2 separate regions of the Homo sapiens genome follow, and region 1 is linked to region 2. A link is an interaction called in ENCODE POLR2A ChIA-PET data of the cell type or tissue named here. Cell type or tissue: PC-9. All regions are shown on one strand. Each heading gives the region's core, and the rest is flanking DNA. Links, peaks and the distances in the headings are about the cores only.

Region 1 (2,909 bases), core at 192-2,691, 49 kb after region 2:
TCAGCCTGGATTGAAGGACATTAAATCCTCAATCACAGAGTATAGCTAACGAATGAAACAAAGGCAAATAACTTGGAGTAGATAAATCCAGAGAGTTATCCAGTAACACAATTCAATTTTATTCTCAACTACAGCAAATTCCAATAAGCATTTTGCTCTTCCCTGGCTATAACTGCACACATCAAGTGGCTCCTGACAGAGTCCCCCCGTGGCTGGCTGGAATGTCAGAAGATGAAGCAATTCCGAACGGGCACTCTTGCTCAGTAAGAGCTGCAAATGTGGATGGGCAGCATTTAGACCATGACCTTCTCCAGGACTGGCACCCATTCATGGGCAAGTGGAGCCTCAGGAAGGAGCTACAGTTAAAAATACCGAGATCCTATTAAGTGAGAAAAGTGATAGCCTCTTGTAAACTGGAAAGCACATTATAGACGTTCCTGATTGTAACTTGCCCCTTTTGATTGTCATTTTAAATCAGCAACTCCCCATCGCCATCCAGAAGCAGGCTAAGCCTTGGGCAAGGAAATTCCAAAAGCTTCCATCAGAATAGGAGCACAGATCATATCCTCCTGGGTGAAAACCCACATGTCACAGAAAACCACCCTGACTCCAACTCTGAGGGGACCGACCACCAGCGGCAGCTGACACTGATCACGTGCCCAGGACTGTTGTGCTGGCAATTCATGTTATACACGACAATTGCACCCTTTTAAAAAGTGCTGGCCCCCAACAGGTTCCACTGGATTCCATGAGCCCCCATGGTGGGTTAAGTAGTAAAAAATAGAAAAAGTTCCTCTTAGTATAACAGGAAAATGAAAAAACAAAAACAAACAAAAAAAAAAACCAAACAAACAAAACAGAGAGAAACAGGGATAAAAGTGAAGTAGAGATGGGGAAGGTGCAAAGAGGCCTCTAATGTCCTAAAGCAAAAACACACGGAAACTGAAGGGAACAGAAACTGAAATTGAGGTGGAACTCAGCCTCTCCAAGGAATCCTTCCTGAACCTGTCTCATGACTCAGCATTCCCAGCCGAAGGATGACAGCAGCAGAGCGGACAGGAGGTCAAGTTGGAGCTCCTAATGGAGCTGACCACTTCTGAGGCAACACAGAAATGCCAGTTACGTGGAGTGTCTGCACACTTGTTTTGCTCTAGGAGGTGGAGTTGGGGAATAAAACTGAACTGCAGTTCAGTGTTGGAATGAATCAGACTACAGAGGTTGCTTCATTCAACATTGAGGGGCAGTCAAAGGTTCTCTAGAAATGCAATGTGTTTTTGACAGTTATTTTGAGAATGACTGAGGGGTCAGGGAATGAAAAGAGTGGAATCTGCAGAAGCACACCGCCAGTGCGAATGCAGTGTTCCTCCCGTCCTGCTCCCTACCCATCATCTCCCTCCCTCCTGCCTGCCCACTGGCACAACTTCCACCTATCCCAACATCCTGTGCCTCTCTCCTTCCTCACTTGTAGTACCTCCTATTACACTAAGACTTTCAACTGTTTAAAGAAGGGATGATTAATGCCAACCACAAGGCTTGTGATTCATGTTGGATCAGGGCACTCGGTCACGTATAGTAATGATCTCTGAATCCTGAACTTAAGTATTCTCAGGTGAGAACAAAGTACATTTAGTTCAATTTGTATTCAGATTCCTCCACTTAGAAGTGTGACACTGGGCAATTTACTTAACCTCTCTGTTCCTCAGCTTCCTTCTCTGGAATATGGGGCTAATAATAGCACCACAGGGTTGTTGTGAGCGTGAAGTAAAACATCTAAAGCACTAAGAGTGCCTGGCACACAGTAACAGTATCCTGGATCATGACTGCTCTTATTACCTTAAAATATAAAGCAATACTCTATCATCTTTGTAATTTATAATCTCATTACCAGTCTTGAGAATTTCAAGAGACCTTTCAGACTCTGGAAACATACATACATACATACAGATTCATTCCATCCCCCTCCTGGAGGACGGCCGGGGTTACTTTAAATGTGCATTACTGAATTTCTCACAAAGTAACAGAGGTAGGAAGTTCATGAGTATTTCTAGAAGAGGTTTAATAAAGTCAAACCTATAATCCATCTGGTCACTAGCAACACGAGCCATTAGGAATTCCTATGCCCCTGAAACAACCACCTTCCCCACAACCCGCCTCGTGCACCTTTTGCTTCCCAAGGTGCCTCTTTGGTGCAGCATCACCCTCTTTCTCATGGAAGTGATCTTCTGAAGGCACAGGGCTGGCTCTCTCTGACAGACATCAGAATGCTGTCTGCTAATAACCAAGTGGCCATCCTAGGCTTGACCCAGCTACACTTCTGGTTATTCCATCCGAGCAGGATCATATCGGGGTTAGGAAGATAGACCTCTTATTTCATTGCAGAGGGAGAAAATGAGGCAGTGACTTGGTCAAGGTCATTCAGAGTAGGTGACAGCCAGGAAGAGCACCCAAGGGTTTTGGCTTCCAATCACAGTACAAAACACACACCCTTCATCTGGGGAAAGTACCCTTGAGTCAGGCAGCAGCCAGACAGAAGCACCATCAGGGCACTGAGGCCCGAGGGCTAGAAGGGGAAAAATCAAGGGACAAAGAATAAAATCACAGAACAGCTGTTAAGAGTCTACAAGTGCTGTGATCCTATCTGAATAAAACGCAATTTAGATTCACTTAGTCCTGCATCTTGGTTAACCTTATATAACTTCTTCACATTACATCACTAAGAACAATTGCTTTTAATGGGCCCAGCACCCAGACAAGTGAGACAAACTTCACGTGCCATGATGCTACACCTAAATAGCTTTCCCCATGGAAATGCTGGCCAGCGTAGGAGCCAAAAATAAACTGCAAAGCCAATTCCCGAGGGACCTGTCATCAGGGATGTTTCACACACACAGCTTCATAAAAGCAGGGTG
Region 2 (2,909 bases), core at 210-2,709:
AGCTGATGGCGACTGGGCTCATGAGGCCTTGGCAACCTCATTCCACCCTTTCCCTGACCTCTGCTCTGGCTTTTGCAGTCCCTAGGTCTCTGGGAGAGGCCCTTCACCTGTCCCACCCTCCAGCTGGACCCAAAGCCCCAGCCAGTGGTCTGTTCCAGCCTCTCCTCCTGCTCTGTGCACTTCGTCAGCATCTGTCCAAGGCGTTAGGGGACCTTGGCAGGCCCAGTCCCACACCTGAAAAGCGCAGGGTCAGCTAATGATGCAGCCAAGGAGGCCTGTGTGGGGAGCTGGGAACATATGACAAGAGGGGACATGTAGAAGGGCCGACATATCCTGCTGCGTTCCCTGGAATGGCCGTTAAGGTGATGGGGCAAGCCATTCCCGCCCCCACTCCTGCCCCCTGTGTGGACCAGGAGAGGAGAGCTGGGCTGTGTGGCTCCAACCAGGAGGCGAGGGAAGGAGAGCCCGTGTAGCCCTTCTGCTCAGGACCCAGCAGGTGGGGCTAGAACTGGGTCGGCTCTCTCCTTTCTCTCCTTCTCTGTTAGAGCTTTCTAAAAAGGGTGGTAGGAAAGTCTCCATCTCCTTTTAGGAGGGAACTTGCATTCTTCGTAGCATAGTGAGCTGACAATCCAGGAAAATCCTGGAGGTTTGTGAAAGTCTACATGCACCCAGAGATGGACGTGAAGAGATTGCTGGGAGAAGCGAGGCTGGTGGGCCAACTGCAGGCCTGCACCAAGGGCTGTGTGGAATGCCTGCCTTTCCCCTCACGCTTTCGCTGAGATCTCACCAGGAAGACCTGAGAGCCCATCTTCTGGCTACACGCCTGTGGCCCCCGGCCCAAGTTGCCATAGTCACAAGCTCAGCAGGGGGGTCTTGCCAGAGCCTCACCTGGGGCAGGATGATGGTCTTTGAGTTGTCAGCCCACACCACCTCCACCTTGCTGCTGACGTCCACACGGGCCACCTGGCCCACCGATGGCTGCTGGGCAAAGGGGACAAAGTCAGGGGGCCCAGCTCAAGCTCCAGCTCCCCAGCCCCTCCTGTGCTCTGCAGTGACTGACATCATGCCCACCTGGCTTGTGACAAGGAACTTAGCTCCTCTGGTAAATGTAACCAGCGGCAGCTCAAGAAGCCTGACCCCAGAAGGGAGGCAGGGAAACAAGTCCTTCTGCAGCTGCTAGTGCTGAGCGGCAGCTTGACTCTGGGGCAGCTGCCCTTCTGAGGACACTGAGCCCAGAGGACTTTCAGGTCTTGTCTCCTAGAGCCACCTGGTGGCAGCATCAGGGACTGCAGCTGGTGCACAGGGCAGTGAGCAGCCATCCAGAACTTGAATTTGAAGGCGTACCTCATCCTCCTTGTGAGGAGCCCCATCCTCAGTATTGCCGATGCGGATGACGATGTCAGTTGTACGGAACCTAAAGTCAGGGTGGTCAGCAATGTCGTAAACACTCACATCTTCCTCTTCTCCAATCAGCTGTGGCACAGGACAGGTTGTCATGAGCTAGGGGTCCTACACCCAACCCCAGAGCCCACCTGAAGCAAGCAGTAGGGGCTGCACACACCTCCACGTCGTCCCCACTCGGCCTCAGCTTGAACCACTTCACCATGCAGGTACGGCCGATGTGGTCCCCAGACTGTACCACACCGTAGACAGCAGGGTCTGGACAGCTCTGGACTAGGGAACCAGAGAAAGGGAAGTGACTAGCTAAGGGATCCCGGCTAAGGAGCCCACATCTCAAGCCAGTGCAGAGTGCAGAACCCTGACCTTCCCCCGTCTTGGAAGTGGTGAGACCCCTTCATGAGGGCAGTCCCCTTCTGGACCTCATTTTAGCTCTGACCCCAGATCCACTGCCCATTCTCCACAAGCCCCAACCCGGGCCCTCATTGGCGACCACCCTGCTGGCTGCCCTTCCAGAGCTGGCACTACCTCGCTTATCTACCACGAAGTCTCCAGGGCAGAACTCGTTGTTGTCCAGGTGGTGCACAGGGAAGAGGTCGTTGGAGCGGATGTTGCATTCCACGGAGCCATCCTGCCACATCACGTCGGCTGAGGTCATCGTGGTCACCACCTCCACTGCCACCCTGCGGGTGCAGGCCAGTCAGCAGGCCATGCAAACCCCACCCCCTCCGCGGAAAGGGCAGAGAGTCTTTCTGTCCCTTCCTGTCCCTGTGGGCTTGGTAACCTGAAACTCTGAATCCCAGGTTGGCAGGATGAGTCTCTGGTGCACAGGAAGCTCACCCAGGGTTCCAAGGCCACGCATTCTCTGAGAACAGGATCCACTTGGGAGAGCTCAGGCAAATGTGGTTCCAGAAGGCCAAGCTTAAGGCCACCACCATCCCACCCTCTGCACCACTCCTCAGTCTCTGCTTTCCACCAGGGCCTACCCCAGGCACCTACGTTGTCTCGGGTGGGAGCCCCGGAGCCACTACAAGGCATGCAGAGGTGTGTGTGCGAGCGCAGGCACGCACACCGAGGGGACGCGCACTCTGCCTGGCTTCACGCTGACGCCATTGGGGAGGGGCACAACTCTGAGTTTACCTGTCCCCTGGCTTGAAGTCTCGAGTGATTTTATTCTTCTTCCTCTTGTGTTTGCGCTTTAAGTTCTTGATGGACAAGGGGATGCTCTTTTTGCGACTCGTGCCGCTGCCGCTCTGGGAGGAAGTGGTGGAGCTGGCAGAGGAGGTCACCGAACTGGTGTCGTCCGTGTCATCAGCAGCCTCATCATCTGCGTCCTGCTCTGCCGAGTGCAGCCTGTCATCTCTGCCTTCTTTTAGCAGGAATGGGGGCAGCTGCTCTCCTGCCTCGTGGGGCTCCTCTGCACCCTCGTCCTGCATCTCCACTGGACTGGCAGAGCCATCGGGCGTCTCCTCAGGGCTGGCAGACTCCGCTTCGCTCTTGGTTTTGGATTC

Evidence for each region. Peaks named below come from ENCODE experiments on the same cell type or tissue, not always from the same donor. Only the 100,000 strongest peaks of a DNase experiment are listed, where the experiment ranks them.
Region 1: POLR2A ChIA-PET joins it to region 2 with 5 read pairs; 12 of 35 experiments call an interaction of 5 or more read pairs at or near these places.

Annotation. Positions count from the first base shown.
Region 1 is chr17:76,445,631-76,448,539 of GRCh38, forward strand. All of the region lies in intron 1 of UBE2O (ubiquitin conjugating enzyme E2 O), which reads right to left. Among named protein-coding and RNA genes, the nearest start is that of UBE2O, 6.1 kb to the right of the region's middle. In PC-9, for the core only: no CTCF peak of the experiment used is centred there; DNase peaks (open chromatin) are centred at 1,151 and 1,511; H3K4me3 peaks cover 1,503 bases; H3K27ac peaks cover 2,500 bases.
Region 2 is chr17:76,396,911-76,399,819 of GRCh38, forward strand. It overlaps UBE2O (ubiquitin conjugating enzyme E2 O), which reads right to left. Exons shown (of 18, transcript NM_022066.4): 9 at 2,539-2,909; 10 at 1,927-2,081; 11 at 1,562-1,674; 12 at 1,345-1,473; 13 at 889-978. Among named protein-coding and RNA genes, the nearest start is that of SPHK1, 14 kb to the left of the region's middle. RefSeq lists an enhancer at 1,992-2,492. In PC-9, for the core only: CTCF peaks have their summits at 1,289 (motif pointing left) and 1,490; a DNase peak (open chromatin) is centred at 1,281.